Regions from separate parts of the Mus musculus genome. Here region 1 is linked to region 2. A link is a loop called in an ENCODE intact Hi-C map of the cell type or tissue named here. Cell type or tissue: left cerebral cortex. All regions are shown on one strand. Each heading gives the region's core, and the rest is flanking DNA. Links, peaks and the distances in the headings are about the cores only.

Region 1 (16,310 bases), core at 7,909-10,408, 59 kb after region 2:
TTTGATCCCCACAACCCACATGGTAGAGGTAGATAACAGAATCCTGTAAATTGTCCTTTGACCTCTGGACTTGACTCCCCAGGGGGCACAAATGTTCACAGACACACACACACACACACACACACACACACACACAAGAGAATATGTGTGTGTGTTTGTGTGTGTGTGTGTGTGTGAGAGAGAGAGAGAGAGAGACAGAGACAGACAGAGACAGAGAGACAGAGAGAGACACAAACAGAGAGAGAGAGAGAGATAGAAAGACTTTGAAGATTCTGCTGCTGCTTCTCTGAAGAAGCCAGAAAGACACAGAGATGCATCGGGCACAGTGAGGTGGGCAGGCTTTTGTCATGCCAATAAAGGAACAATTGTCAGGTCAAGCATTTGGCTGTGCGAAGTGCTTAGATCATGTGCATCAAATGGAGAAATTATAAGTTAACTGGATATTCAGCTAAAATAAAGCTTGTCATTGAAGCTTTGAAGTAAAATGCTCTATAATAATTTTCATTGAAATTCTATAAAAAGAAATAGGATAGTCATGAATATTCTAGTCTTAAGAAGCAAATATTCCAAGTCTTAAGCTTTAAACATTTATTTATTTATTTATATATTTGCTTATTTGTGAGTGGGTTGCACACTGACACAGAGGGCAACATATAGAAGTCTTTCTACCGTGTGTGTTCTGGGTATTGAACTCAGGCTATGAGGCTTAGTGGAAGCATCTTTAACTGCTGAGACATGTCTCTGCTGCATTCCCCCTCCCCACCCCCAGCTATTTCCCCACACTGTGGCTATCTGGGGCTCTAATATGCTTTTGTGTGTATCAGCAAGTAGCAATCCAGGTTTCCTCATAACTTCTCTCTCTAGTAAGTGCAATGTTCTTCTGAAAAATTTTGCTGCCTTCTAGTGGACACAACTCAAGAACTAAAAATTAAAATCTATCTCACGTTTTAAGAAGTCTAGCACTTGGACATGTTCCCATAATTTCTTTCTACTTTTGGAAATCTGGATGCATTTTCCACATGAGCGAAATTATAGGGAGTAGAATTTCAGATTTCTATAAAATACAGTATTGACTGCATGAAGAGTCTTTAAGTAGACACTGTATGTCACAATGAAAACACCTGGAGAATCAATGTGCCCAGTTGATAATATTCACTGCACACAAATGTGAAAGAGTCAATTACTCACTTACTTTGGCCTTTGTTGAAGAATTCATTTGAGGGATGACTAATTTATTAATTCCAATTAGCAGACTGAAACTCCTTCATTAAATGGGAGGAAATGTCTTCAGTTTTCTCCCATCTCCTTTCCACCACAGAAAACATTAATGAGTGGCACCATTTCTTTTGAACTCTGTCCCTTTATTTGACTCTTAGAAAAAAGCTCTGATGGCTTCGTCTTTATTTGTCACCTCCAGATGCCACCACTGGAGTCTTGATTTAGTCAGTGACCTGTCCAGCTCCTTTCCTGTCCTCACGCCAATAACTCCTAATGACTTAAGTGTCATTTAGTTGTAGGTTGGTATAAAATATAAATGGATAGAGATGTAGCTTCGTGGTGGTAGAGTCCTGTTTTAATTACTTTTCTGATGCTGTGTCAAAAAGCCGTGACCAAGGCAAGAAGCAAGAGTTTATTTGAGTTTGTGCTTCTAGAATGCATGGTGGTAGGTGAGGGACAGCAGCAGGCTGCCTATGCAGAACTCTGAGAGACCAAGTTTTCAAATGCGAACAAGAAGTACAAGGATAAAACTGTGTGTGGAGCTAGGCTCCGACCTCTCAAAGTTCGGCTCACCTTCCTCCGTCAAGTCCCCACCTCCTAAAAGTTCTCACTACCAACTAGGGACTGATGTTTGAAATGCCTGAAACTCAGGGAGGTGATAATTTTTCATCCAAACCACCACACATATTTACTTAACACGACCTGTTTCTCCCCCATCCCTCAGGAAGCAGAAACCTGAGTGTTTAAGACAGGGGATAAAAGCGAGAAATTGACTGAACAGATGAGCCCAGAAGAGAGGTGTCAAATAGGACTTGTGAGAACACCAACCAGTTTGCTCTAGCAGTTTTGGGGACCTGGGCTAGCAGGTACATTCATAGAAGCCCCAAAGGTTGGGGCATCAGGAATACCTGGAGCCATGGCAACGTTCATCCTAGCCTTGTACTACAGAGATGTCAGCCATCCCACAAAAGCCAGATGGGGTAAAGAATTAGAGAGAAAACGCTCCATTTCTGAAGCAGTTCTTAGGGTAAAACACCTATCACACCACGTTTACACAATTCTGCCACTAAGCACGTGGCAAGAAGTGAGGGGGAGAGGGACACTCTTGCTGCCAGCTTTCACGCTTTTTGTTATCCTATTCTGACCATGGCTCTTTGGGCCTCATAGCCCTATATCTCTGGTGCTTTCTGTTGCTCCTGGTCCAGGTTTCAGCCAGCCCACTTCTGCAGTACAAGCATCTTGGCTTTCAGTATCTCGTTTGAGAAGAGTTTCTGTGACTTACAAGTAAAAATAAGTTCCCACGCAGTGTAATAAATATCAATCCGACCTGTCATTTATTTGAAATATAAATTTTCATTTTGTGTTGAACAGCCATGTTATTTCTTTCACTTTCTGATTTTCCATTCGCGTAGATGATGAACAGTAGCTGTTGACATACTTTTGGAGTTATTCTTTCATAAAGAGAGTCTTTTCATAAAGACTCCCTGCTTCATTAGTTTCTATGTTTATCAGAACAGAGATAGCCTAGGTATTTTGTAAGGAGGGAGACGGGGACGGGTTTGCTTTATTATGAAGCATGGAGGTGCGCTAGCAGTCAGTTTATTACTAGGGTTTATAGCCAGGCCACGTTAAGTTTGAGTCCGTGAATTATAAAGTCATGAACATCTATCTTTTTTTCAAAAAAGATTTATTATTTATTATATGTAAGTATACTGTGGCTGTTCTCAGACACACCAGAAGAGTGTTCTTTTTTTTTTCCACCAATAGATTGGCATTTTAATATAACATTGCTTATGGAGCTGTCATAGTAAAAGAACAAGCACGTGTGATATAGTCTAATTCTCTGGGTGCACAGATGACAGAGCACAGCATATTTGTATGCTCACTGGTTTGTGATGTAGAAGAGAAGCATTGAATTAAGCCAAGTCTGAAATTCACTAACAGGCAGTAAGGACCCCCACCCTTTGCTCCATAAAGAAGCATACACATACACTCTCTCTCTTTTAATACCAGTTGCTGGAGGAACATACTTGGAAAGATATTTCATAGTAAAGGGTGGTCATTGCCTCATTTACAAAATATGTAGGGACCCGAGACACAGCAAAAATTCTCTCAGAAAGCGATGAATTGAAAGAGATTTTAAAAAATACATTGCATAAACTAAGTACTGTGTCATTTTCTTGTCTGTGTGACAGAAAGCCTGGCTTAGACACCTTTAAGGAGGAGCAGTGAATGGCTTCTGGTTTCAGCAATCTTACCCCACTGTGGTCTGGAACGGAAGCTCACACTACAGCTTCCAGGAATCAGGGGGGAGCTGCCCTTGATGGCAGTTCTCCTAGGCTTCTCCCACTTATCCATTTATTCTGTCTGGGGTCAGAACTTCTAATTGGCCCTGCCACACCTCCATTGTCTCTGGAATCACCATCCCAGATACCCAGCAATGCCGTTTCCTAGTTTCCTTAGAACTGGAAACAAGTGCCAGGTACCAGCTTGTTGGGGAGTAGCCTGGAAACTTGTGATAGATCTGGTCTCTCAGAGTCACTCTTATGTGCAATTAATTCTATCACGTGGCAGTATGAGTGAGAAATGTCCCCTGTAGTCACAGGCATCTAAATCCCCAAGCCCGTCACCTCAGATGCTGGGCACAGAACTGTAGGATTTGGTGGTTGCGCTCTGCTGGAGATCAGTTTGGCGTAGTTTACTTTTCTTAAAAAATTTTTTTTTATTAGTTATTTTCTTTATTTACATTTCAAGTGTTATTCCCTTTCCTGGTCTCCTCTCTGAAAACCCCTATCTTATCTTCACTCCCCCTGCTTCTATGAGAGTGCTCTGCCACCCACCCACCCACCCACTCTTGCCTCCCTGCCCTGGCATTCCTCTACACTGGGGCACAGAGCCTTCACAGAACCAAGGGCCTCTCCTCCCATTGATGCCCGACAAGGCCATCCTCTGCTACAGCTGGAGCCATGGGGCCCTCCATGTGTACTCTTTTGTTGGTGGTTTAGTCCCTGGGAGCTCTGGGGGAGGTCTGGTTGGTTGATATTGTTGCTCCTCCTATGGGGCTGCAAACCCCTTTTGCTCCTTCAATCCTTTCTCCAACTCCTCCATTGGGGACCCTGTCCTCAGTCCAATAATTGGCTACAAGCATCCACCTCTGCATTTATCAGGCTGTGGCCTGTCTCTCAGGAAACAGCTATATCAGGCTCCTGTCAGCATGCACTTGTTGGTATTCACAATCATGACTGGGTTTGGTAACTGTATATAGGATGGATTCCCAGGTGGGGCAGTCTCTGGATGGCCTTTCCTTCAGTCTCTGCTCCTCACATTGTCTCGGTATCTCCTCCTGTAGGTATTTTGTTCCCCCTTCTAAAAGGACTGAAGTATCCACACTTTGGTCTTCCTTCTTCTTCCTTCTTCATTGCTTAGTCCACTAATTCCTTCCTATGCCCCAGTCTTCCCCTTTGGAGTGGGACTCTTTACTTTGTGACTTCGTATATAGGGTGTAACTTGTTCTTGATTTTATTGGATTGAGGTGGGAAGACTTTCCCTAAATGTGGATGGTACCAGTCAATGGGCTGAGGCCCCAGATTTCATAAAAGGGAGAAAATGAATAGAGACCAATTACTCCTCCACTCTCTGCTTCCTGATTGGGTGCAATGTGAACAAGCTGGCTTCAGCTTCTTGGTCTGTGCTTCCCGATAATGTCTTTCTCACCATGATGGGATTTATCTCTTATATCTTTCCTCCAGCAATGAAAAAGCAACTAATACAGTGTGGATATAGAGGGAGTCTTAACTCTCAGTGGTGTCTCTGAAGTAGCAGAGATTTTTTGTTAAAGCTAAAAGGGTCACCGCCAACTGTGATGGGGCATGGATCTGTAAAACGGAGGGGAAAAGGAGATGCTTAGTGTATTAGGAGACTTGAAGCTGGTCGTGCGTTCCATAAGGAGAATTCATCAGACAACACACTGTGGTGGATTCATCACAGGAAAACTGTGCAGTCAGCTCTGCTTTAAGTGTCACTGCGTGTCACTCTTCATGCGTCTGAATGGCTTGTGTTTCAAAGCTCCCCTGGAGCTATGTCTAATATGACTAACTTCTAGTCAGTGGGGGCATATTAGTCATGTGGCTATGTGTGTGTGTGTGTGTGTGTGTGTGTGTGTGTGTGTGTGTGTGAATTTGTCCATATAGTTGTGAAATACTATGAGTCTTAAATCTTCTATGTGAGCTGGGTCATTGGAGAACAAGAAAGCTGATACAGATGTTATCTGAAGACCATCCTCGGAAGAATTCCATCTTACTTGAGACAATTGGTCTTTTTAGTCTATTAAGGCCTTCGGTTATCTGGCAGAAGCTGACCTTCATTATGGAGGGTGATTAACTTTATCCAAACGCCACCAATTTAAATGTTAGTCTTATCCAAAATCACCATAAAGCTGACACAAGAAGCAAAACATCAAGTGGAGCACTGGGCCGAGGTGATGCATGTCCTTTTGTGGCCAGATGCCTAAACCTCTTGTGTACAGCCTTCCATGACAGGCTCTTGCTGGTGATGGTCAGAGAGGACTGGGCTGTGACTACAAATTTCACAGAGTAGAGAAATCACTAGATCAAAAGCAGTTGAACCAAGCTTCCAAGTGACCTTTGTCTTTCACTGAACTAACTGTGTGGCTTGTCTAAATAATATGTGTGCTGTGTGAAGCATTGGAACAAGGGGTTGTTTACGGTAGTTAGCATGTCCCAACTGCTGCGGTCATGCTGACAGCAATGAGGAGAATGTGCTGACGAGGCAAAGGGTGGAATCAGGAAGACCAGTTGAGAATCTGTAGTGCAAGCCTGGGCAAGGAACGGTATTTTTGGGCTAGGGTGGTACTCTGAGTAGGTTATAAGTGTCTTAATTCATCATAGTGCATGATAGACTTTTACTATACAAAATTATCACAGAACAAACTCAGAGTTTATATATTTTTTAAAAAAGTAAGTTGATTATCTGAATTCAGTTTAGAATAAAAGGAAATATGAATTATGACGTGTTTTTATTTTTCATTCACATTTCGTAACAAAGAGTCTTATATAAGATTTAAATGATCATTCTTAATTAGGATATACAGGCTGGTGCTGGCACAGTAGATGAAAGGCGAAGAGAGACAGGGAAGGACAGAAGGCAGTTCAACATGCTCTGTTTGTGGGTCACTGCCATGTGGCCCTAAAGAGAGTTCATGCCTTAGGATAACCCCATTGGATAGAGGGTTTGAGGGCAAGTTACAGGCTACCTCACTGATGTCTCATATCCCCTGTTGGAGAAAGAGCATTCCACAGGGAATTTGCTCTGTGACTTTCAATGTGGTGGCAGGGGGACTAGACTGCTGCACAGCCTGGAATTACTTGCTGGGGCTCCAATGGCTTCAAAGCAAGCAGCACATGAGTCACACGAGTCACATGAGTCACATGAGGCATGGAATCAGAAGAGACGCTCAGGATGGTCCAACCTGAAACTCACTCATACTAACTCGGGTGAGAAGACTGTTAGGATTATTAATCAAGGTACTTTACAATTATGCATGCTTCTAACAGCAGGTTGCTAGTGTGGTATGTTAAGACTATATTTATGTGGTAAGTTAATACTGTTGTTATTTTGAGAAATCAGAAAGCAATACATCAAGTAGTTATGGTTCTATTGGCATGCAGAGATACTACGACCGAGGTAACTTTTATTAAAGGAAGCTGGCAGGAGAAGAGAGAGGGTGGGAGGGAGAGAGGGAGGGAGGGAGGGAGGGAGGGAGGGAGGGAGGGAGAGAGAGAGAGAGAGAGAGAGAGAGAGAGAGAGAGAGAGAGAGAGCTTTTGAAACCTTAAAGTCCACCCCCAGCAGCTCACCTCCTGTAAGAAGGACACACCTCCTAATCCTTCTCAAAAAGTCCATCAGCTGGGGACCAAGCCTGAAATATATGATGAGCCTTTCTCACTCAAGCCATCACAGGACTTGTAAGCTCTGTGTTAGGAATGAGGAAAGGAAAGTGACTTTTCCCGTTCCTGAGCTTTGAGGCTGTTCTTTTACTAGAGCCATAGTGGGTTCCCATGGAGAGGTAATGTGGTCTTACTTTTGCTTCTCTGGCTGCCCAATTCTGCTTCATAACACTTAGTTTGTACCAAAGCCTAGTGCAGTAGGTGCTGGGAAGGGGCCTCATTTTATGGACTTTCAAAATAGAATTTCAAAGAGTAAAGTAGGTTTCTCACAGCCACGTAAGGACATATGATGAGTTCCCTTGCTTTTGAGTTTTAACAAAAGTCTTCCTCCTGGATTGTTTCCCTGTCGCTGTGATAAACACCATGGCCCAAAGCAACTTACGGAGGGAAAGGTCATTTGTGGCTTACAGGTTTCTGTCTGTCATCAAAGGAAGCCAAAGCAGGAAACTGGAGGCGGCAGAGGAGGCAGTGACCACGGAGGAATGTTGCTTACTGGTTTGGTCCCTAGGTGTGCTTGGGTCTTCTTCAAGGAAGACCAGAATCACAGTTAGCTTGTGCCTGAGGAAGCTAGCGGTGATAGGTGATGGCTGGAGGTGGGTCTTCCCTTAGGAGCCGAAGTGTCGGCTAGGAAGCAAAGTGCTGAGGTGTAGATAGAGGAGTGGTTGTGTGGTGCTCGTTAAAGCTTTCTGAACATTGAGAACAGACCCAAACCCTACTCCAGAGAGAGCCGCGTGGTGAAGGCAATTGTGAAGGAGTGAGAGGAGAGGAGTAGTGGCCAGCTGCATGGCAGGTGGTTGGTGCATCCCGGTGGGAAACACAGTTGGCACAGCCCAGTGGGAAAGGCAGTTGATGCATCCCAGTGGGAAACGCTGTTGGCACAGCCCAATGGGAAGGTGTCCTTTAGAGAACAATATGGCGTAGCCCAACAGAGGACTGTGATACAAGGTCATACTTGTGCCACCTAAAAAGAGCTATGCCTTTTCCTGCCAAATTCTCTTTCCTAGGCTTGACCCGTGGAGAAGAAATAGAGAGGAAAACAAGGAAGAGAAAGGAAGCAAATCTTCTTTTCCATGCCTGCTGTAGAGTTATGAACTTGACGCGAGTTGACCACAGGGGAAGGGAGAAGTTCTCAATTGTAATGGCGACTGCACACACGTGACGAGTCTGAGCTGTATTGCCTTGGTCTGTGACTGGTTTGGAAGATAACTTTTCAGCAAGCACAAAGCAGAAAGTTCTATAAAGCTTGTTTGTCTAGGGAGCCAATGATTCCAGAGAGCTAATATAGTGTCTCCTGCCTTTACTGTGTGTATTCCACCACATCCAGCTTGAAACACTCATAATCACCCTACTGTGTTCTTGGTCAAGCTGGCCCGTCTGGGCTGCACAGAGCAAGAGACCGTGCCTCAAACAAGGTGGGAGGACGGAAGAACCAGCACCCGAAGTTGTTCTCCAATTTCTACATCATTGCTATGTCATGTGCGTGTATACACCTATACCTGCATACCTACGTTTACACATTCACACACACATCCATCCATTTATCCACATAGATGCTCAGAATATGCTAATTCAAATATGTATTTACAAATATACATACATTCATACACAGACTCATATTCTTACACAGGCACACACTTTCACATATATACATGTATCTACATGTATATTCACATTTTCACATACACATATGCACACATTCATACTCAATACATATTTATACACACATATATTCATGCATGAATATACATCTCCCTCTCTCTCTCTCTCTCTCTCTCTCTCTCTCTCTCTCTCACACATACACACACACACACACACACACACACACACACACACACACACACGGTTAAAAATTCAGGTTCATGAGAAGAGAAAGACACCAGCCAATGATCATTCTTTTACTCCTGTGGTCTCAATTAACTAAAACAATTGGAACTCAGGATTAAGACAGTCTTGGAGTGTGAAATATGAAAAGAATTATCTGAAGCACAAAGTGTGAAAAAGGGTGCTTCAGAGAGTGCATTAATATGTAATCAGGGCAAACAAACCAAGAGGAAAAGGCACCTGTTTTGCTGGGCAAAAGGAAAAGGCTGGCAGGGTCTCTCTGAGACTGTCGTTTGATGCGCCCTCTAGTGGCCACTGCAGTACAGAGATTCAGTACGCATTCCAAAGCTGTCTCTATAAACGGGACTTGGACTTCCAACTGCCCTAGTTCCTGTCTCTAGCTGCATGTGTATCAGAAGATGACCTGGTCGACCATCAGTGGAAAGAGAGGCCCATTGGTCGTGCAGACCTTATATGCCTCAGTACAGGGGAACGCCAGGGCCAAGAGGTGCGAGAGGGTGGGTGGGGGAGTGGGTGTGGGAGGGTGTGGGGGACTTTTGGGATAGCATTGGAAATGTAAATGAAATAAATACCTAATAATAAAAGAAAAAGAAAAAAAATTTAAAAAGGCCTCCATAAAAAAAAAGTCTAGAACCTTTGTCTAGGGCTTGCAGAGATCTTTCTCTTTTTAAAGTTATTTTTTACATTCACTTTGCATCCAATCATAGCCTCTCCTTCCTCTCCAGTCTCTCACGTACAAATCATTCCCCCTTGCCCCCTCCCCTTCTCCCCAGAGAACAGAAAGCCCCCTTAGGTACCACCCCACCCTGGGGCATCTAGTCCTAGTAGGACTAGGCACATCCCCTCCCACTGAGACCTAAACAGGCAGTCCAGGTAAGGGTAAGGGGACCCAATGGCAGGGAACAGAGACCGAGTCGACAGCCTCCGCTTTACTTAGGGACTCATATGAAGACCAAGCTGTACGTGTGCTACAGATGTGTAAGGTCCAGCTCCTGCATGCTCCCTGCTTGTTGGCCCAGGCTCTGTGAACGCCCACGGTCCCAGGTTGGTTAACTCTGTGGGTTTTCTTCTGGTGGCCTTGATCCCTCCGACTCGCTCATTTATATCCTCCACTTTCCACAAGACTCCCTGGGTTCCGCCTGATGTTTGATTGTGGGTCTCTGTATCTGCCCCTATACTCTGGTGGATGAAGCCCCTCAGGAGACAGTTATGTAGCTTCCTGTCTGTATCATTAATGGTGTCAGGGGTGGGCTCTCTCCCATGGAATGGGTCTCAAGTTGGGGCTGTCATTGGTTGGCCATTCCCTCAGTCTCTATTCCATCTTTAGCCCTCGAAGAGATCTCTTCATACACGTTGACTCTCTGACTGCTCAGGTGGAGAGTGGGTGAACACGAATGTGTCTGTGTCAGTTTGCAGATAAACAGCTCTCGTGCCCAGTGCAACTTGGTCACTCACTTTAAGTATGATGGGCCACATAGAAGAGAACCAAAATCCATGAGTTTCTCAACCAACCTTTGGTGTTATTTAGAAAGAATGAATAGCAGCCTAGTAATAAGTAAATGCCACTAAGCAAATGGCTACTCACTCCCTATATGGTTTGCTTCCTATTGTTGTGAAAGGAAAAAAAATTAAATAAAAGAAAAGGAAATATATTTCTGTCCACAGAATATAAATTATCTTTACATAAAGGGGTGTCTCTGTTTATAAAAGGTTGATGTGTCTTCCTTTGGGGTTATTGAATTATGTTTTGCTCAGACAGTCATGGAATAGAAAGTGGGTCGCATACTTTCTGAATTCCTTTGAGTAAACAATGATTCCACATTGTGTAAAAGGCAAATGACAGACTGGGCTCCTTCTATGGGCTAGTGTGGGGTTTGATAATGTGGTTCCTATGAGATTCTTGTCATTTTCTGAAGGCAATTTGTTTTACCATAGTTTTAAAAGTGTTGTGACTGGATTACTGTAGTCAGTCATTTGATCAGTTCTAAGCGTGCGTATTACTGGAGGAAGTGACCTACTCCTCTCCTCCAGAGGGCAGCAAAACCGCACTTCTCAGTGCTGAAATTCTTACAAGTCTGTTGATAGACCTATTTTGACCTGATCATTCATATCAGCACAAGCTAAGCACAGCGTTTATGGATACATATATTGACATTTTACAGAAGGCCCTCCCTGTGGAATGAAAGGGGATGCTTTTCACGTAGACACAGAAACTACATTTGCTTTGTCTTACAGAGCACTGTTCCAACAAGGCCACTTGTGTTAAGCAAGCAGCTACGGAGAACAAGAAGAGGCCTTCCCCTCCTTTGGGATTACAGCTTTTATAATCATAAAGTGGTGGTGCTTGGATTTATTGCAGCCATTCTGGAAACCGCTTGTCCATCTATGAATGTAAAACAGATTTTCAAAAATAAGTGTGTCCCAAAGCTGCAGAATCCTTGAGAATTCTGGCCTTGGGAAAATGGAAATGGGAAGTGAGAGTTGAGCCAACTCCTGCCCGTTGCTATGAAGAATTTGCGTTACTTCTTAGGTGACTGCAGATGAACTTTCAGTGCTGACCACAGTGCCTTTTGGTAACCCTTCTTTCTGCAGGCCCAGGTGCCGTGTTCAGACAACAGTCAGTGAACGCTGAACGTATCCCATCAGAGTGATTTTGAGAAGCTGTTCTCATTTTTCCACTCTTTAAAAGTTTTTATAAAAGTTAACATTCCCAGTTGTCAAGAACTGTAATTCCTTACAAATCTCTGTGCTAGTCCTTTATGGAGATTGATAGTATTAAAAAAAGAAGTATAAGAAACATCTTGGTGTTTTCAATGAATAGGAACAGCACACAAGAAAAAACACCAGTAATCACGAAAGTACAAATCACAAATGCAGGCGAATGAGTGGGATGTTCCTGGATTGACGGGGTTCCGAAGAGGTGATGGCCCCTTGGAAAAGCGACATGCAGAAAGATGCGGATTCCTAAAAGTGCCAATAGAACCTGGACACAAAGAGAAAGAAACGGTGCTAGAGCAGCCTGGAGAAAGACATGTGCATTTTAGAAAAAAGATCAGGAGCGCCACAAACGTGGTGTCAGTAGGGGTTAAGGTTGGAGAATTCACAAGGTTTGGGGACTTAAAGCTGTAAAAAAGATGGACTATATGACATTTTTTGAGTAGGGGAATAATGAAAACATAACCAGGCATGTTAGTTGTTTTGTTAACATATACTAGTCCTTGAGAAGCGTGAACCTCATATGAGGAATGGCTTCTCTTGGATTGGCCTGTTGGGTATGTCAGCCAGGAATATTCTTTCCTGGTAATTGGTACAGGGAGGACCCAGTCCACTGTGGGCAGATCCATCCCCAGACAAGTGAACCCTGGGATATATAGCAAAGATAGGTGACCATAGCCTGGGAGCAGAGCCAGTAAGCAGCATCCCTCTGTGGTCTCTGCTGCAGCCTCTAGGCTCCTTCCTTGAGTTCCTGCCTTGGTTTCTCTACATAATGGATGCTAACTAGCTGAAATAAACCGTCTCATGTCGAGATTGCTTTCTGATCCTGGTTTTATCACAGCAAAGGAAACAAACCCACATAGACCACTACATTCCTGGAATGTGAACCTCTCTTTACTTCCATTGCTGTGCAAACATTCACACGTTCACAGAGCGGTTGGGGTAGGGGCTGGAGAATTCGACAGTGGCCCATGTTTACTTGTTAATTGCACCTACTATTACAGTTATTGAGCTGAATCATGTTTTCAAAACTGTATCATAGTATGCTTTAAGAAAGTAGGCTAACAAATAATAAACATGTTTAAACTTCCATCCCATAAGGGTATTAATGATAAATTCCAACCTAGTCTTCATTCATAGAGCATTAGAAATTAATGCATTGGAAATTAGAAACTAAAATAAAAGATGAGGCACAATCTTTAGCTTCTTTTTCACCATGGAACTGCTTTTGACATCAGCTGTTAGTAACCTAATGCTTAGCTGGAAGGAAACACCACCTTTCACAGGACGCTGGTGCATTCATTCAGGACCATTTTACTTATTCCAAATGGAAACCCACCCAGATGTGTTCTTTTATTTTCAACCTTTCTGAAATGAATATATATTGCAGAAACAGACTCAGGATATTTTTACACATCAAGCTAATGTCTCTGTCAGGCTGCTCTTGGGTTTTCATGACGTGAATAATATTTCTCAAATGGCATACTCATAAAGGATGAATAGAGAGTGAAATGAAATCGAATGCTTGAACGAAAACATACCACCAAGTGCTGAATACAGGAAAAGTAACTTTTAAAAAAACTTTTGATCGGTTCTTTGTGAATTTCGCATCATACGCCCCAGTCCCAGTCATCTCTGTGTCTGCTTTGTGTACCTTTCACTCTTGCAGCATACCCCCCAAACATACACACGCGCGCGCGCGCGCACACACACACACACACACACACACACACACACACACACACACATACACACACACAAAAGCATATGCGGTGTGGAAAACCATCTCATGGTGGAGGCTGTAGTATGTTACAGTGTGTCCAACAGTCTACCTCTCTGTCCACACATCTTCTCTTGCAAATGTTCGTTGCGGTGAGTCATTGGTCTGGATCGAGGTCGGTGGCTTCTGTGAGAGCATCCATATTGGATCCCCGCTGTGACTTCTCCTAGTTATGGTGTTGTTGCCTTTTGTCATGAGGATCCTGCAGCTTTGGGTCAGCAGGACTGGCCTGGAAAAGTAACCTTTTAAAGTCCTGAAATTTGGAATAGTTCTTCTCCATGTAACAGCATCGGGGAAAAAGGCGAATCGGGACTGGCTAACTCGGTCTTTTCATTCCCCTCCCCTGCATATGTTTAAAAGTATTCTCTCCTATGGCATTCCTTATTTTGTCTCTACTCTTACGATCTATATATCATCTGTATTTAAACAGCCTCTTCATATGAAAGAAAAAACTCAATCTTGGTTTGGCTTATTTCATATAACATTGTGGTCACGAGTTCCATCCGCTTTCCTGTAAACGACTTATTCTCATTTTTCTTCAGAGCTGAGTGTCATAGGCACACACCATATTTTCTTTATTCGGTCAACTGTTCATGGTACCTTAAGTGTAGCCTCCCTCAGCCTTGAAGCAGGCTGATCCAGACTTTGACCTTGCTGCCACTAAGAAGGAACTTACCTAGGGTAGAGCCTTCTCACCTTGATGACTCTATTTGCTCTTCTCCAAGACTCTGCTTCCCGCTGAAAGGTCCTTGAGACATTCTGAAGACACACCCTGTAGATCACCTACGAGCTGGCTCCAGTCATCAAGAATGGGCTGGTGGGGGATGGGCCTTCCCTTTTATAAGCACACTCTCTTAATAAACTCTCGGGCCTTGATCAGAGAAATATTTGTCTTGGCTTCATTATCTTCTTTCGCAGTCTAAGTCTCTTTCAGCCCCAGCCTGCCTTCCAGAAATACCCGGTTCATGTAGGCCTCGGGCGGGCCTCCTACTACACTTAAGAAACTCTGAAAGTTGAATACCCCTACCTTGAGACATTGAAATTTTGATGGGCACTGTTTTGACATTGCTGTTGGTAGCATAGCAATTTCACAATATTAATTTTGCTAACCTATGAGCACAGGAGGTCTCTATATGATTTGGTGTCTCCTTCAGTATTGTTAATGTTTAAAATGTTCATTGTAGAGGTCTTTCACTTCCTTGGGTAGCTTTATTCCAACCATCTCTAACTCTATTTCTAGGGAATCCAATGCTGTCTTGTGGCTTTCCCAGGCACCAGGTAATTATATGGTTCTCATATGGTTAGGAACTGTACTGGCTTAGTAACTGGTACATGTAGGTAAAATAAGTATATATATATTACTTATATATATTGTAAATCCAGAGGCATAATGGCGAAAAGATATACTACAGGACTGGTTTCTCTCTGTCTGGGTCCTCTAATACTGGATCCTGGCTGGTAGATGTAAGGAAGTGGCCATTAAGTGCTGTTTGTTTTCTTTGTTTTTCTTGTGACTTTTGGTGTTCCCAAGCTTGTATCCAATGTATGGCTGCTTAAGCCTTTAACATGTGTAGGCTTGGTAGATTGTCTTGTTATGTAGAGGTTCTCCAGGGCTTAGACACCAGAACAGTTAATGTTCTAGTTAGTGAAGGGAATCTCTCTCTAGAGTACTGGAAGTGGGAGAGCAAACATGTATTGGGATCCGTTAAAGTTTCACAGTTCTCAATCTCTATGGCAACGAGCCCCTGGGCAAATAGATGACACAACGGTTGACCTATATATGCTTTGATGTATTCAAGGAATGCCACCTGAGAATGTTGTAGAGTGTGGTAATTTGAGTAACATGTTCCTCCATAAGTCCCAATTATTTGAATATTGTTCCCCAGTTGGTGGCTTTTTGGGGAGGAGTATGAGATGTGGCATTGGAGGAAGTATGCCACCATGGGCAAACTTGGAAGTCTCAGTAGACTCGAGTCATTTTGAATTAGCGTCCTCTGTTACCTGCTTGAGGCTTGAGATGTAAGACCTCAGCTCTTAGCTTCTGCTCCAGCCAAATGCCTGACACCTGCTGCCTTGAGTGTAGACTCTAACCCACTTGGGACTATAAGTCCCAAATAAACTCATCCCTAAGTTGCCTCGAACATGGTGTTTTATCACATTAGTTACAGATGTAACTAATACAAAGAGTATGTGGACTTTGGAGACGTGTGGTTCTGGTTAGGGCTGTGGTGGGAGAGGACAGAAAAGAACCTTAACAGTCAGGGTCAATGTGCCATTTGGAAGCAATAAAATGTACCCAGTGCCACTTTCCAGTCAGGTTTTAGGATTCCAAGCGTGATTTACAAGCCTGTCTGCTCTCTTGCTGTGAGCCTGGCAATGATTTAGATGGAAGCCATTCCATCAGTTCCAATCAGTATAAGAAGCACGAAGCAGGCCATGTACTAAACCCGCACTAGGCATTGCTATTGTCAGCCATTGTGATTTTTGACTTACTTGCTGATGCAGTGTCAGGTACCTTACTCTCCTAGCTTGGCGACTTTGAAGTAGGTAAGGAGGACCCAACACTTCCTAGGTGCTTTAGACTGGGGATGAAGGGTCGTAAGTTTAAGTTCATTGCAGAAGAATAGAAATTGTGTCTTGGATCTTGATTGCAGGTGCTCTTTAATGTTTATTTCGTGTTAAGTACAAGTTGTTAGGAGGGAGAACTTTGGCTGTTTGACTGTCTGTCCATCTCCTTCCAACGGATGCAGTTGTAGCTGCCTGTGAGTGAAATCAGTGGTGGCGACATACT
Region 2 (16,310 bases), core at 7,365-9,864:
TAGTGTTGATGAAGGGATTTTAAGACTTAGGGAAATTGCAATGCTAGAGTGGATATATTGTGTAAAGCATAATTGTCCACAATGGGAAGGTCCAGAAGATATGCCTTTCACCAGCTCTATAAGACGCAAATTGGTGAGAGGGGCACCAGCACATTTGAAGGGTTTTGTTCTTTCCCTTTTCCTTGTGCCAGATCTTAGCATTGGAGATGCTTCTGCTCAATTAGATGAATTAAATTCACTGGGTTTAGTTGGATCCCGAGGTAACAAGGGCCAGGTGGCAGCATTGAATCGCCGGAGACAAGGTGATCCTAGTTATTATAATGGACAGCGTAGACAAAAGAATGTTTATAATAACATACCCAGTAATGGTCAGCACAGGAGAGGTGAAATTTATAATGGCATGACTCGGTTGGACCTTTGGTACTGGCTAACCAATCATGGTGTTTCCAGGAATGAAATACATAGGAAGCCTACTGCATATTTGTTTGATCTGTATAAGCAGAAAAATTCTCAAACAAATGAAAGAAAGGCTACATTAGATCGTGGTAAACAGCCAAATGAAAGAAAGGCTACATTAGATCGTGGTAAACAGCAATCTCGGCCAGTGAATCAATTTCCAGACTTGAGACAGTTTGCAGATCCAGAACCCCTTGAATGAAGGGGTGGCCAGGTTCCGCTGAGGAAGGATCTTGATAAGACACTCAAAGGTTTTGCTGTTACCCTTTCTCCAGTTCTTCCCCAGAGGGACCTACGGCCTTTTACAAGGGTAACTGTACATTGGGGAAAAGGAAATAATCAGACTTTTCGGGGTCTGCTGGATACTGGTTCTGAGTTGACACTGATCCCAGGGGATCCCAAGAAACATTGTGGCCCTCCAGTTAAAGTAGGGGCTTATGGAGGGCAGGTGATTAATGGAGTTTTGACTGATGTCCGACTCACAGTAGGTCCAGTAGGTCCCCGGACACATCCTGTGGTGATTTCCCCAGTTCCAGAATGTATAATTGGGATAGATATACTCAGAAATTGGCAGAATTCTCATATTGGTTCCCTGAACTGTAGAGTGAGGGCTATTATGGTTGGAAAGGCCAAATGGAAGCCTTTAGAGTTGCCTCTGCCAAAGAAAATAGTGAATCAAAAACAGTATCGTATTCCTGGAGGAATTGCAGAAATTACTGCCACTATCAAGGACTTGAAAGATGCAGGGGTGGTGGTTCCCACTACATCTCCGTTTAACTCTCCTATCTGGCCAGTGCAGAAAACAGATGGATCATGGAGAATGACAGTTGATTATCGAAAACTAAATCAAGTAGTAACTCCAATTGCAGCTGCTGTACCAGATGTAGTTTCGTTACTTGAGCAAATTAACACATCTCCTGGCACCTGGTATGCGGCTATTGATCTGGCAAATGCCTTCTTCTCAGTACCTGTCCATAAGGACCACCAGAAGCAATTTGCTTTCAGTTGGCAAGGCCAACAGTATACCTTCACAGTTTTGCCTCAAGGATATATTAACTCTCCTGCCCTGTGTCATAATTTAGTTAGAAGGGATCTTGATCGTTTGGATCTTCCACAAAATATCACATTGGTGCACTATATTGATGACATTATGCTGATTGGACCAAGTGAGCAGGAAGTAGCAACCACTTTGGACTCATTGGTAACACATATGCGTATCAGAGGATGGGAAATAAATCCAACCAAAATTCAAGGACCATCTACCTCAGTGAAATTCTTAGGAGTCCAGTGGTGTGGGGCATGCAGAGATATTCCTTCTAAGGTGAAAGATAAGTTATTGCACCTAGCCCCTCCTACAACCAAGAAAGAAGCACAACGTTTAGTGGGTCTATTTGGATTCTGGAGACAACACATCCCTCACTTGGGTGTGTTACTTAGGCCTATTTACCAAGTGACTCGGAAAGCTGCTAGCTTTGTGTGGGGCCTGGAACAGGAGAAGGCCCTTCAACAGGTCCAGGCTGCTGTGCAGGCTGCTCTACCACTTGGACCATATGACCCAGCAGACCCGATGGTACTTGAGGTGTCTGTGGCTGATAGAGATGCTGTTTGGAGCCTCTGGCAGGCCCCTGTAGGTGAATCACAGAAAAGGCCTTTGGGATTTTGGAGCAAAGCTCTACCATCATCTGCAGACAACTATTCTCCCTTTGAAAAACAGCTCTTGGCCTGCTATTGGGCCTTAGTGGAAACTGAACGTCTGACAATAGGACACCAAGTCACTATGCGACCTGAACTACCCATCATGAGCTGGGTACTATCAGACCCTGCAAGTCATAAAGTGGGACGTGCACAGCAGCAGTCTATTATCAAATGGAAGTGGTATATACGTGATCGGGCCAGAGCAGGTCCTGAAGGCACAAGCAAGTTACATGAAGAAGTTGCTCAAATGCCTATGGTTTCTACTCCTGTTACAATGCCATCTGCTGCCAAGCATGCACCTATAGCCTCATGGGGTGTTCCCTATGATCAACTGACCGAAGAGGAGAAGACTAGAGCCTGGTTTACTGATGGCTCTGCACGTTATGCAGGCACCACCCAGAAGTGGACAGCTGCAGCATTACAACCCCTTTCTGGGACAACCTTGAAAGACACAGGTGAAGGGAAATCTTCACAGTGGGCAGAACTTCGGGCAGTACACATGGTATTACAGTTTGTTTGCAAGAAGAAATGGCCAGATGTACGATTATACACTGACTCATGGGCTGTAGCCAATGGATTGGCTGGATGGTCAGGGACTTGGAAAGATCACAATTGGAAAATTGGTGAGAAAGACATCTGGGGAAGAAGTATGTGGATAGATCTCTCCAAATGGGCAAAGGATGTGAAGATATTTGTGTCCCATGTAAATGCTCACCAAAAGGTGACTTCAGCTGAGGAGGAGTTCAATAATCAAGTGGATAAGATGACCCGTTCTGTGGACAATCAGCCTCTCTCCCCAGCCATCCCTGTCATTGCTCAATGGGCACATGAACAAAGTGGCCATGGTGGTCGAGATGGAGGTTATGCTTGGGCTCAGCAACATGGGCTTCCACTCACCAAGGCTGACCTGGCTACAGCTGCTGCTGATTGCCAGATCTGCCAACAGCAGAAACCAACACTGAGCCCCAGATATGGCACCATTCCTCGAGGTGACCAGCCAGCAACCTGGTGGCAGGTTGACTACATTGGACCACTTCCTTCGTGGAAAGGACAGCGTTTTGTTCTTACTGGAGTAGATACTTATTCTGGTTATGGATTTGCCTTTCCTGCACGTAATGCCTCTGCTAAAACCACCATTCACGGACTGACAGAATGCCTCATCTATCGTCATGGTATTCCACACAGTATTGCTTCTGACCAAGGAACTCATTTCACAGCCAGAGAAGTACGACAGTGGGCTCACGATCATGGAATTCACTGGTCTTACCACATTCCCCATCATCCTGAAGCAGCTGGGCTGATAGAAAGATGGAATGGCCTTTTGAAGACGCAGTTACAGCGCCAATTAGGTGGTAACAGCTTGGAAGGCTGGGGCAGAGTTCTTCAGAAGGCAGTATATGCTTTGAATCAGCGCTCGATATATGGTACAGTTTCACCCATAGCCAGGATTCATGGGTCCAGGAATCAAGGGGTGGAAAACGGAATAGTTCCACTTACTATCACTCCTAGTGACCCTCTAGGAAAATTTTTGCTTCCTGTCCCCATAACTCTAGGTTCTGCTGGCTTAGAAGTTTTGGCTCCAGAGAGGGGAGTGCTCCTACCAGGAGCTACAACAAACATTTCATTGAACTGGAAGCTCAGACTTCCCCCTGGTCATTTTGGGCTTCTAATGCCCTTAAACCAACAGGCTAAAAAAGGAATAACAGTGTTAGGAGGGGTGATAGATCCAGATTACCATGGGGAAATTGGATTACCTCTTCACAATGGTGGTAAGCAAGATTATGTCTGGAGTGCAGGAGATCCCTTAGGGCGTCTCTTAGTACTACCATGTCCTGTGATTAAAGTCAATGGGAAACTACAACAGCCTAATCCAAGCAGGATGACAAAGGACGCAGACCCATCAGGAATGAAGGTATGGGTCAATCCTCCAGGAAAAGAGCCAAGACCTGCTGAGGTGCTGGCTGAAGGTGAAGGAAATACAGAATGGGTAGTAGAGGAAGGTAGTTATAAATACCAATTAAGGCCACGTAACCAGTTGCAGAAACGAGGATTATAAAGTAATATGAATGCCCATTGTAAATTTACTAATGCGTTTGCGATTGTACGAGGGATAGTTATATCATGTTAGGCGTATTTACAACCTTGTTATTGTTTCATGTGAACATGAGATATTATTTGTGTCAAGTTGACAAGGGGTGGATTGTAGTGGCTATTCCTGGTTGTCAACTTGACAATATTTGGAATGAACTACAATTCGGAATTGGAAGGCTCACCAGTGACCCTTATCTGGAGGCTTGGAGATCCTTATCTGGATCTTGGTTTGAAGATCTTGAGCCATAGTGGCTATGGATTCCAGAAGATTGAATCTCCGAGTTTAAGGAACACACCTTTAATCTGGGCTACTCCTTTCATCTGGGATTAAAGGTGTGGTGGAACACACCTTTAATCTGGGCTACACCTTCTGCTGGAGACAATATAAGGACATTGGAAGAAGGGAGTCTAGCTCTAGCTCTTGCTCCTTTGCCTGCTTGCTGCGTGAGACTGAGTAACTGCTAGATCCTTGGACTTCCATTCACAGCTGCGACTGAACAATTGTTGGGAATTCGGCTGCCGACTGTAAGTCATCAATAAATTCCTTTACTATTTAGAGATTATCCATAAGTTCTGTGACTCTAGAGAACCCTGACTAATACACCTTAATACGTGGTGTTGCCTCTATGGGATGGGACCAAGAGGAAGAGGCTGTGGTCAGATGAAGTTTGTTGCTTCCTGGCCTCAAGCAGTGGATCTGTCTGCTTGAGCAGAAAGGCGCTGGCATTTACAGCAGGGCATGGAGGAAGAACAGAAGACTTTCAACACTAAACAACCACTTCTGGCTTTCAGGTGGAAGCAAGGATGTCATACCAACCAGTGATGAACAAAGTTATGGTAAGAAACCCAGGATGGATGAATAGTTAAGGCAGACACTGGGCTCATTTATGATTTACTCGGAGAAAATACAGATTTTTTTTTTTCCTGCTAGAAAGATTCAGGAACCTAATTTACTTCAGTTTTCATGAAAGAACAAGAGATTAGGGAGAACAGACGAAAGACTACGCAGAGAAGCCAGACACATGCTTGCTTGTCAGCTAGCAAAGCCAGCTTAGATGGAAACCAAACTGGTTTAGTTATCTACAGTTGTATCTATCACTGTAAGAAAGCTTACGTTACTTATCTGGGAAGCAGAGTAGCTCCTGCCTTCGGGGATCCACTCCCTGGACTGTTACTGCCTTCTGTACATTACGGTTTTTTCATTGCAGGCCCCTAAGACCTGGCTTCTGTTTAGGGACTAGAAGCAATTTGGTTATTACGTAGGTTAGAGAAGCTACTGCAACAAACTAGATGCCTCTCCGTGTACTTGATCACTAACACTATGCCAAATCTTGGAGTGCCTTATGACTAGATCCGAGCCTAGCCCTCTGCTTGTGCGCCCATCTCCTTAGCTCCCAAGTGCATAGATTATCCTGAAGGTGAGTTATGGGCTCGAAAGTTACCCCTGGGAGCAGCTAATGTCCCTTGAAAGACATTTTTAGGTTTTTGAAGAACAGGACCACGCTTTGGGAACATGAAAGTTAGTCACTACCCACCCTCCTTCTAAATAGTGTGAAACCACAGCAAAAAGACAACTCAGAGCCATGCCTAGAATACAGAGTCCCTCCAGTAAGAGCAGCCTGTGTGAGGCCAATCCCCTTTCATCCTTTGTCTTTGTTGCAGAAGTACACACGAGCACATGGCTCTTCAACAAGAGGCTCATTATTAGGAGGCTAGTGCTGTTTCATGTAAACACTCTGAAGTGTATATAATGGCGTTTTATTTCAAATGTGTGAACTAAAACCTAGCCCAGCTGTGGTGGTCCTCCAGACACTGCATTTCACGTGGGCTCTTTGCAGAAAAAAAAAAATGTTTGAGAGGAAAATGTAAAGTCTCTTAGTTAACAGCAACATCACCACAATCCAGACAAAACTATACTAAACCTGTAAATGTCCCCTTCAAAGGTCCCTCTTACATCCCAGTTATAGAAAGGAGACTACAATAACTCAAGTCACTGACAAAGGTGAAGAATATACCCCGTCTTCACCTTTTCCCACTGGTTTTAAAAACGTGTGAAATGTGTGTGTGTGGTGTGTGTTGTGTGTTGTGTGTGTGTGTGGTGTGTGTGGTGTGTGTGTGGTGTGTGTGGTGAGTGCCACAACTCACACACGGAGGTCAGAGGGTGACTTGAGGGACCTGGCTCTTCCCTTCCACCCTGTGAGATCCAGGAATTAAACTCAGCTCCTGAAGCTGGGCATCGAGTGTCTTTCCCTGCATCCTGCCATCTTGCCAGCCCTCCACTGATTTTTTTTAAAAACACGACTTGGGTGGGTACTGCTATAAAAACTGACTTTGGTGGAAATCTTTCTTGATCTTCCCACAGCAGTAGGACAATATTAAACTAATGTGCATAACAAATAGCTCATCAGCGCAGTAACAATGGAAATCCATTTGTGAGCACAAGGAACTGACAATCAAGACAAACCGAGGCGGTTTTTGAACTTCACCTTTAACACAGAGGATAAAACAGTTCTAATCCGGATTGAGAACCGTTTTTTTTTTTTTGTCTTTTAGACTAATAGACAAGTATTATTTCAAAAAACATAGCACCGGGGTCATGTTTACACATCAAGAGCTACAATGCTCACAGTTAGTTAAAAGGCAGCTTCAGAAGGGCCAGGAAAGCAATTATGAAAACTGAGGTCTCTGCAGTAAAGTGTTATATGGCATGATGATTTACGTATCAGGAAGCACCAATTAGGGAAAGCTGGCTGAATCAAAAACCAATTAGGATTCGGGAGGAAGGATTTCCAGCATCTATCCCACAGTTCACTACCTATTGACAGTAGATGAGTGGGACTGAGGTCACAGCCACAAGAACTAGATGGCCGGGCTTCGAAGCCTGGGACTACCAATTACTAGCGATGTGCCTTCAAACTGCACTCCTTAGGTCTCTCATGTTCCATTCCATCACATTCAAACAAGTAATCATAGCAGGCATCCCAGAGCTATTTTGAATGAAGATAATCCAGTAAGACGCTTAGGGCCAGGCTTGGCACAGATGTGCTCCCAGCAAACATTTGCCTGGCACAGAAGAACAGCTTGCTGACGCCACTCCAGCAACCTGGAGCAGCCCACCCACCCACCAGGCCTCAGTTTCTTCCAGACAACACAGAGATTGCAAGTTGATCCTGTCTGATGTCTCTGCCCTTCTAAAATGTAAACTTCCAGGAGGTGTGAGAACACACAGGAAAAAAAACTGTTTCCAAAGAGCAGAAGTGTGCCCTCTCACTGGGGCACAGAGAACATAAATATAAACTCCACACACACATAAAAAAAAATCGTCATTTCTAAGTCACGCTTTTAAAACTAGGTGTAATCACTACAATTTACTAAAGCCAGAGTAACAAGCATACTACTTAGCCCACAGAAACTCCATGATGCGCCAAGACAGACACCATTTGGAAGCTACAACACTTCTGAGTAACAAGTCCTAACAGGAATGGCAAAGTCTATGATCTCAGTACAGGAGTGTGCTTAGCAATAAGGATACATTGTCCCTCTTAATAAGACAAAAAAAAAATCATGAAAGTCTTTAAAGACAAAATGAAATGTTGTTTTGAAACCAAGCCCTTAAGCATCTAGGTATTTCAAAATATTTAGTATCTAGTAAGATCTTTCTCTACTGACAGACACATTAGAACCTCAAAATTCAAGTTATACACAAATTTTTATTTTGGGGGAAATTTTAAGATTCTTCTTCAGTGTGACTCATAGATACCCCAAAAGACTTGGGGTTTCACTGTGACAGTGCAAATAGAAAGCTCACAGCCCATGTTTCCTGGAAACATCTAGGACCCAGTTATCTGTGTACCCAACACAACCTTCAGCAAAAGGTTTAATTTCTCAAGCATTTCTTTTACACATTCTCACAATGGTACTGGCATCGAAAGAATTGAAAAGTCCTTTTTTAAAAAGATTATTAATATTAAAGGAAGTTATTTAAAATCTGATATAAACAACTTAAAAAAATAAAAGTTAGTTAAAATTCACCACATGATGGGAAAAATAGAGACTAAGTTTGGCAGAAAGGAGTAAAATTATATCTGCCCACGTGTACGGTCATGTTGATTCTTAAATGTTTATCAGACAATACCTGCACTTCATTTCATATTAGTTAAAAGGAGCTTAACATTCTGTTATAAAGACAAACATTTCCCTCGACTCATAACTATTGTTAACTCTGGCTTCATTTCCAGAAACCCTTAGCAGATCTTCACTTAGGACAATCTCTAGGCTTTCAAGCAGTTGCAGTGTTACCTCCAAACATCTCAGCCTAAGTTGCACAAAGTAGTACGCGGCACGCAGTTAAAACCGCAGAATCCTTACCCTCGAGATTTAGCTCGAAGCAAATGTGGCAGAAGGAGAGCGTGTCTTTGTCTGTTCCCAGTTTACAAACACTGCAAATGTTGTCATCATTCAAGTCAATGCTTACAAACTGCTCCTCTTCGTTCATAGTGCCCCTATGAGGAAAGAGAAAGGAGCAAGTTACACAACGGCAAAAACTTGCTTATGGCCTGCAGTAACCGACCAAAAACCCCCCCAAAAACCGAAAAAGGAGGCGTTTGCAACAGCCCTGTCAGGCAAGCATCGCCATACCTGGAGTTACAGTATCACAGTTTTACTGCGAAAAAGCAAAAGGGCTGCCCACAGGAGACACCCGCCTCCCGGGTCGCGCCGGCAGACACCCGGCCTGTCAACCAACTTCGGGTCGGTCGCTGTGGCCAGAAGGAGCCGCTGGGACGCGGCTTTGCCAACTTCTGGGTGAGCGTCTGGAGGCGTCCCGCTAACTCGGTTACCCGGCTCCCCGGCTCCGCCGCGGCAAGACGCACGTGGGGACTGGGACACCCGGGAAGGATCGGCTCACGTCGGAGACTCTTCAGCCACGGACCGGAGGGTCCCGGGGACGCCACTCGAGGATCGTGGGCGTCCGGCACGGCGTGGGATCCGTCTCGTCTGTCCGTCCGTCCCGGCACTGGTCCTGAGCACCAGAGCGGCTCAGAGAAGGACCTCTACCGTCCGGCTCCGCGGGCCACCGTCCGCGCGCCACGATCCGATCCGCACTATTGTTTCCGCCGGCGCCGCAGCGCAGACAGCAGCGCGCTCCGCCCCGCCCGGGCCGCCTGCGCCACCCCGAGCCGCCCACGGGGAGAGCGGCCGGGCCAGCCCACAGCCCCAGGGCCCCACGTGGCCACCCTAGCGCAGGGAGTGTAGCCGCCCTCCGCCCGCCCCGCGCCGCCCCGCGCCCCCGTGCGCATCCTCTTGCGCCTCCGCGGAGAGCATCTCGCTCCCCTCCGCGTGGCGCACATGGACCCGTCCGGCCCGCCTCCCTGCAGCCCCTGAAAACTCCAGCCACTTGCGGATTGCAGGAATGGGCCCACGGCTAAGCCTGAGGGGTGGAGGAGGAGAAAGGCACACACGCGTGGGGAGTGTATTGCTTCAAAACCAGGAGCCTGAACCAAGTATTATCCTTGAACTCCTGTTTCATGTTGGTTGACTTTCTGAATGAGATAAAAGTTGATAATTCAGATATCCCGATTTAGGTATAATTCTAGAAGCAGAGCATCTTTTCTTCGAATTATGTATCACGATGTGGTACCTCCCATGCACATCCACGGAAAACATTCCCGAGGCTCCGCCTCTTGTTTTTAAGTCTACCCCTTTCCTAAACTTTTTTTTTTTTTAGTATGTAAATGTACTTTCATCATCTGCTTGACTCCTTAAGCCTTGCCTAGGCCACAAGTCTACGCAATACTTTCAGTTACGTTTGCTATGCTAGTCTTTCTCAACAGTCCACAGAAGAGAAACAGGAAACTCGGCTCTTGCAGTTTAGTGGTGACTAACCCTTTATCGCAGTTTCTTAGAAACAAAAACTGGAGCTTGAACTCAAGGCTGCGGAGGTAAAGCCACTAATCAAGGACTCAAAAAAGTCATCTGTGCCCATGCTACCGAAGTGTGGTGGATGACTCAAAGACCCCATGTGGCGTTTTTACAAATGCAGAATCCAGAAATCAATACCTTGCTCTGAAAAAGACCCCCAGATCCATGGACCTGAGGTGCCTCAGCGGGGGTGGCATGAGGTGGGATGGGGGAGGGGGAGTGTTTGCTATGGCAAACCTGGCAACCTGAGCTCCATTCCCAGTGGAACGGAAGTACTAACTCCACAAAGCTGTCCTCCAAGAGTGTCCCACAGTCACCAGGACACGCCCCCCCATTAATAATAATAATGAATATTTTATAGGTCCCTGCCCCCTATGCATATTAAAATTTGGGGTGTGTTAAATATCTTGCATTTTGGATTCTACTCATTTATTTAATTAAAGTGATTTTTACAAAGTTTATATTTGTATGTGTATGTTTGTATATGTGGTGTGTATGATGTGTGCATGATCATATCCTGGCATGTGTGTGGAGCTCAGAGGACAACTTCAGATGTCTGTCCTCATTTTTTTTTTTTAAATCTTGTTTGAGAAAGGGCCTCATTGCTGTTCATAGGTGTGTAGTGTAGGCTAGTGGGCCAGTGGGCTTCTCATGATCTCCCTGTCTCCAGCTCCCATGTTGCAGTAAATGTGTTAAGTTTGTTTGTTTTCTCCTGGTGTGTTAGTCAGGGTTCTCTAGAGTGACAGAACTTATGGAATGTATATATTGTGATGACTTACAGTCTGTAGTCCAACTAACCCAACAATGGTCAGCTGTGAATGGGAAGTCCAGGAATCTAGTATTTGTTCGGTCCCACAAGGCTAGTTGTTTCAGCTTGCCTTCTGTAGAAGTAGGTTTCAACAGATGTGCTGGCAAGTAAGTGCAAGCAGGCAAAGAAGAATGATTCTTCCTTCTTCCAAAGTCCTTATGTAGGTCTCCAGCAGAAGGTGTGGCCCAGATTAAAGGTGTGTGCTGGCACAACTGAGTCTGGGACTTGTTTTGTCCCAGGATGACTTTGAACTAAGAGATCTCTTTGCCTTAATCTCCTGGGATTAAAGGCCAGTACTACCTTGGCTGGGCCTAAATTTTTCATGGCCGCTATGCCTTAAGATCACCATGCCAAGATCCAAGTCAGAAGCTTGTGTCTTCCAGCCTCAAGATCTGGATCACAGGTAAGCTGTCCAATTCTAGATTGTAGTTCATTCCAGGTATAGTCAAGTTGACAACCAAGAGTAGCCATTACACTTGGATCTGGGCAACTGAACTCTGGTCCTCATACTTACATAGAAAGCTCTTTACCCACACCTTGAAGCCATTGCAGGTCCACAGATCTGAGTGCTGTTTTCGGATGTAGGTACATATTTAGGGAATTTGGGGTAGGACCGGAAATCCTGCACTTGTAGCGAGGCCGCATGAAGTCAGTGTTACTGACTCTTGTACTTTCACTCCATCAACATGGACATTGGCTGCTTTTTTGAGGCACTGATGAGTTACATCATAATTCATCAGTTCTCATAACCGATAAGCTTTCAAGATCGGTGGCTCTATGTTATCTGTCTCTCTATTCTCTTGGGTAAATAACTAGGGCAGAATTGCTAGATGATATGGTGAACATTTGCTTATTTTGTGTCAGGGTACGTGTGAATGTGAGGATCAAATCCATGTGAGTTGCACAAGTACCACACCACTAACTCAAATTCCCATTCAGTTTAAAAAGGAAATTGCCAAATGTGTTCCCTCAGTGCTTATGCAACTTTAGACACTGAGAATCGTTGATATACTCTTAGTGAATTGATACCCGCTATGGCTTAAATCTAAGACGCAGTCCCCATAGGTTCATGATCTGAAGGCTTGTGTATCCTAGCGGTTGGTACTGTTTTAGGGACCACGAAAATTTCTGGAGGCAGAACCCAGCTAGTAGAAGTGGATCACTGGGAGGAAGTCTGAATATTATTAGCCTGGTCTTTAGTGCTGGCCCAGCACTGAAGACTCTGTTTCCTACTCTCCCCATATGTACACATCCACTGCCATTTAGTTCACATCAGCTTCCAAGAGCTGCACCACCTCCCATGCCTTCCCTGCCGTGGGATGTGGGATGAGCTGAAATCCTTCTGAAGTCCTGAGACCAAATAAACCTAAGTTGTTTCAGTCTGGTGCTTGTGTTACTGTGGTACAGAAATCACAAATACAACTAGTTTTATTTGAAAATGAAAGGGGGAGCAGCGGGGGCGGGCTCCTGTTGTTGCAAAGAATATCTCTGAAAGGAAAGAGTCACTGGGCAGCTTTCAAAGCCAATCAGATCCTGTAGAAGAAAAGACCTGGGTTCAGAAAGAAAAGGAATGCAGAGAGAAGACACAGAGGAACAAAACCCAGAGTGCTAGTGATCTCAGATATAACAGCACCCAACCTAACACACATGTATGACTGCAGTACTGGGGGCGGCAGGGAGGAGAAGGGCAGTGGGGGGAGGGGGACAAGCTAGAGTTGATGAAAAGTATCAGCCATATCTCAGAAGCTCAACAAACCTGAAGCTAGACAAAAGAGTCCCAACGAACACATAATGAAAAGAAAAACAACAAGGAAAAGAGAAAAACCATCAAGTAGACCGAGAAGAGAGATGCATTTAAAGAGGAGTTGAGAAACTGCTACAGTTTTCTTATTAGAAATCATACAAACCCGAAAAACCTGGAATAAAGACTTTCACAGGTGGAAACAGAGCTGGACTCCTAAATTTCTGTTTACCCAGTGTAGCTCTGAAAATAAAGACATCTCCACACAAAGAGAAGCAGAAGATCTAGCCATTCTTAAGGAAATGTTGAGAGAATTCAGTCGACCTTTCAGTTTATTTGAGAGATACTAATGGGAAAACACTGTATTTGGAGCCTTCGGTACAGTAAGGCACAGTAATATGTGACTCTAATCATAGAAACCATTAGAAGCAGAATCTTTAATGTCAGAAACGCTTCAGAAGATTATGCCAAACCAACTGGGAGAATCCTAGAGATATAACTCACCAACCCCAGGAAACAGCAAGCGTAGAGATCTCAGGCCTAGTCTGTGAGGAACTATGTTTAGCCAACAACCTGAAAAACTTGGGCTTCGTTTCAGCATCCTACGGACATCCTAATTTTAGCCTCAGTGGACCCAAAACAGAGCATTCAACTGAAATACATTTTACCGGATATTTTTTTTACCCATTGTCTCCATTAATGTTCTGCTGCTGAGAGGAGACACCACGACCACAGCAACTCTGATAAAAGAAAGGATTTAATTGGGGCTGGCTTGCAGTTTCCAACGTTTAGTTTATTATCAAAATGGCGGGGGGGATAATGGCAGCCTCCAGGCAACGCAGCAGTAGCTGAGATTTCTAGCTTTTGAGAACCTCAAAGCCAACCCCCAGTGACATACTTCCTCCAACAAAGCCACGCCTCCTAATCCTTTCAAATAGTGCCGCTCCCCTGTAGCCAAGCATTCAAATCTATGAGCCAGTGGGAGAAATGGTTATTGAAACCATGCCTAGCCAACCATGAGATAATAAATGGATATGGCCTTAGGCCATTAAACATGCCTTAATTTGTTATGCCAGTTTTATGAAACTGATACAGTGAGTATATATAAAGTTTTAGAAAAGTTTGGAGTTTGTTTAGAAGTTATTTTGGCGGCATTCTGCTTGATTGTCTCCAAACATGTTTTTAAACTCAGTTTGTAAGTGCATATAGCTGTTCCTTTATCCTGTCCTTAGACGAGGACTTTCTAAGGTCTCTATTCTATGTCATGATGCTCGGGAAAGACTCTGTACCCTAATTGAGTAAAACTCAACCAACTCAGGTTCCTGTGAGTTCTAGTAGATGTTTGCCTTATAGTCTGTAGTAGTTAGCCTTTCTCTATTGGATAATTTTCCCCAAGCCTCTTGGGGTCTCACCCTACACATGCTCAGTTTCACCTTCAGTCAAAGACTTAAACAAACAAACCAAAAAATTGAAATACTGTTTATGTATGGGTCTTCCTTTCTAACACTATGTATGTCAAATTCCAGCCACCACCACCACTATCTCCTCCTCCTCCTCCTCCTCCTCCTCCTCCTCCTCTCCTTCATCTTCCTCAAACTTTTTCTCCTTACTGCAGTATGGCCTTTCCTCGTGCGGTCTGAAAATACATCTAGGCATAGATAGAACCAGGGGCTTTGTGTGCCTCATCCCATTTGCCTTCCTTTAAAAACCCCATGCTGTATGATCTGTGTTCCAGCCTTTAAAAATAGGTATTATGTATACTGTGGCCAGCTTTCTTTTACAAGCTATTCTAGTAACCCTTATTTCATCCTGGCTGGAATCCTTGGTTATTATGTCTGCAGATCTTTCCTCTAGTTTCTCAGTGTATTCTTCAAAGAGTTTTCGGAGACAAATGCAGATGGCACCTCCCCTCAAGAAACTCATGATGGCTTTTTGCCTTTCTCCTAACAGGAATACATTGATCCATTTAGCACTTAGACAGATACAAGCTGATTTTCAGCTTATTGTTTTTCATTAAACAATCTCATTTATTTATTTAATAGTCATCTTCTGTTTTAAGTCATAAACATTGATTGGGAATCCCCGGGTTGGTGGTAATCTCCTTCCATTTTGAGGGAGGTTCCGGAACAATGCTGCAAAAATCCTTGCGTAACCACACTGCCTCACCTCCTTCCCTGACAATATAGGGAGAAGAAAAGCCAGTCCTTTCAAAAGGGTTGGTCTTCAGTTCTCCATAATTCAAGAGGCAGGCTCAGAGGGACTTGAATAGTTATCTGTACATGGAGTCCTTTCAAAACTAGCTCCGGGCTGGGAAGATAGCTCCATGGGTAAAGAAAGACCTTGCGGCTCAAATGTGTTTGAATTCTTGGAACCCACATAAAAGCCAGGCTTGGGAATGCATGCCTGGAATCATTCTATGGTGAGATGGGAGGCAGACACAGGAGAATTCCTGGAAGCTCATGAATCAGCTATTCTGCTATATGCGGTGAGAGTGAACAAGAGTCAGGGTGGATATCAAGGACCAAAGTTATCCTTTGACCTCTGCAATACACTGTGGCACATGCGCTTTCGTGTGTGTGTGTGTGTGTGTGTGTGTGTGTGTGTGACATAATAAACCTAATAAGCCCCTCAAATTAGTGACTCACTGAAGTGTATTGTAAACAAAGGCTATCTTTACAATTAGGCTTGATCTAACGTAGACATTACTGTGAACTGGGGTTTCGAATAGTCCCAAATCGTTTGATGTACATGGATTAAAACCCCAAATTAACAGTACCTGAATCGTGTAAGGGCTTCTGTGTGCCTCTGAGCAAGCTCAGCAGAGCCAAGCACTCACAGCTGTCATCGTCAAGACTGCCTCCTCTGCTTTATCTCCAGCTAGGCACCATATTTTCCTCCAGGAAAAAGAATAGAAACGGAAGGTGTGGGAAAGGCCTGAGAGTAAGCCACACATTTCACTTCAGCCAGGAAGCAAGCCATTTCCTATGAGGCCATAGCAGAGTTTTGTTTATATATAATCGTCACTGGTAACAGGTTTGAGAAAAATAGGTCTTCCTTTTTTTTTTTCCTGGACTCCACAACAACAACAACAACAAACAAACAAACAAAACCAAAACAAAAACAAAGCAAGAAAAAGAGGTATGTATATATTTCTTGAAAATGTCTTCCATTTGTGTGTTAGAAAATCATCCCTATCCTTCAGTAAAGATCAACACACACAGATTCATTCTACTAACATATTCCTTTCATGTTCCTGATTTCATAGCCTGCTCACCTTCAGTAATAGAGTCCCACTTTTAAAGTAAAGAACTTAATACACTCAACATGTCCTTCCATAAATGGACATCTGTGCCGGCTAGTTTTATGTCAACCTGACGGAAGCTAGAGTCTTCTGAGAGACAGGGACCTTGACTGAGAAAGTGCTGCCATAAGGTCTGGCTGTTAGCAAGCCTGTGGCACATCTTCTAAATTAGTGATTGATGGGTGGCACCATCCCTGGGCTGGTGGTCTTGTGATCTATCAAAAAGTCGGCTGGGCAAGACATGAGGAGCAAGCCAGTAAGCAGCATCCCCCCATGGCCTCTGCAGCAGCTTTTGCCTC

What was found. Hi-C counts contacts between places; a loop is a spot of excess contacts. Peaks named below come from ENCODE experiments on the same cell type or tissue, not always from the same donor. Only the 100,000 strongest peaks of a DNase experiment are listed, where the experiment ranks them.
Region 1: it touches region 2 in a loop (2.1-fold over the local background); 11 of 42 quality-filtered maps call a loop at or near these places.

What each region holds. Positions count from the first base shown.
Region 1 is chr16:78,626,126-78,642,435 of GRCm38, forward strand. No RefSeq gene overlaps it. Among named protein-coding and RNA genes, the nearest start is that of Gm24861, 9.5 kb to the left of the region's middle. In left cerebral cortex, for the core only: a CTCF peak has its summit at 9,309 (motif pointing left); a DNase peak (open chromatin) is centred at 9,318.
Region 2 is chr16:78,567,311-78,583,620 of GRCm38, forward strand. It overlaps D16Ertd472e (DNA segment, Chr 16, ERATO Doi 472, expressed), which reads right to left and starts at 9,378. Exons shown (of 5, transcript NM_001252439.1): 1 at 9,114-9,378; 2 at 8,611-8,744. The coding sequence starts at 8,737. In left cerebral cortex, for the core only: no CTCF peak of the experiment used is centred there; DNase peaks (open chromatin) are centred at 8,701, 9,096 and 9,493; H3K4me3 peaks cover 2,500 bases; H3K27ac peaks cover 1,314 bases.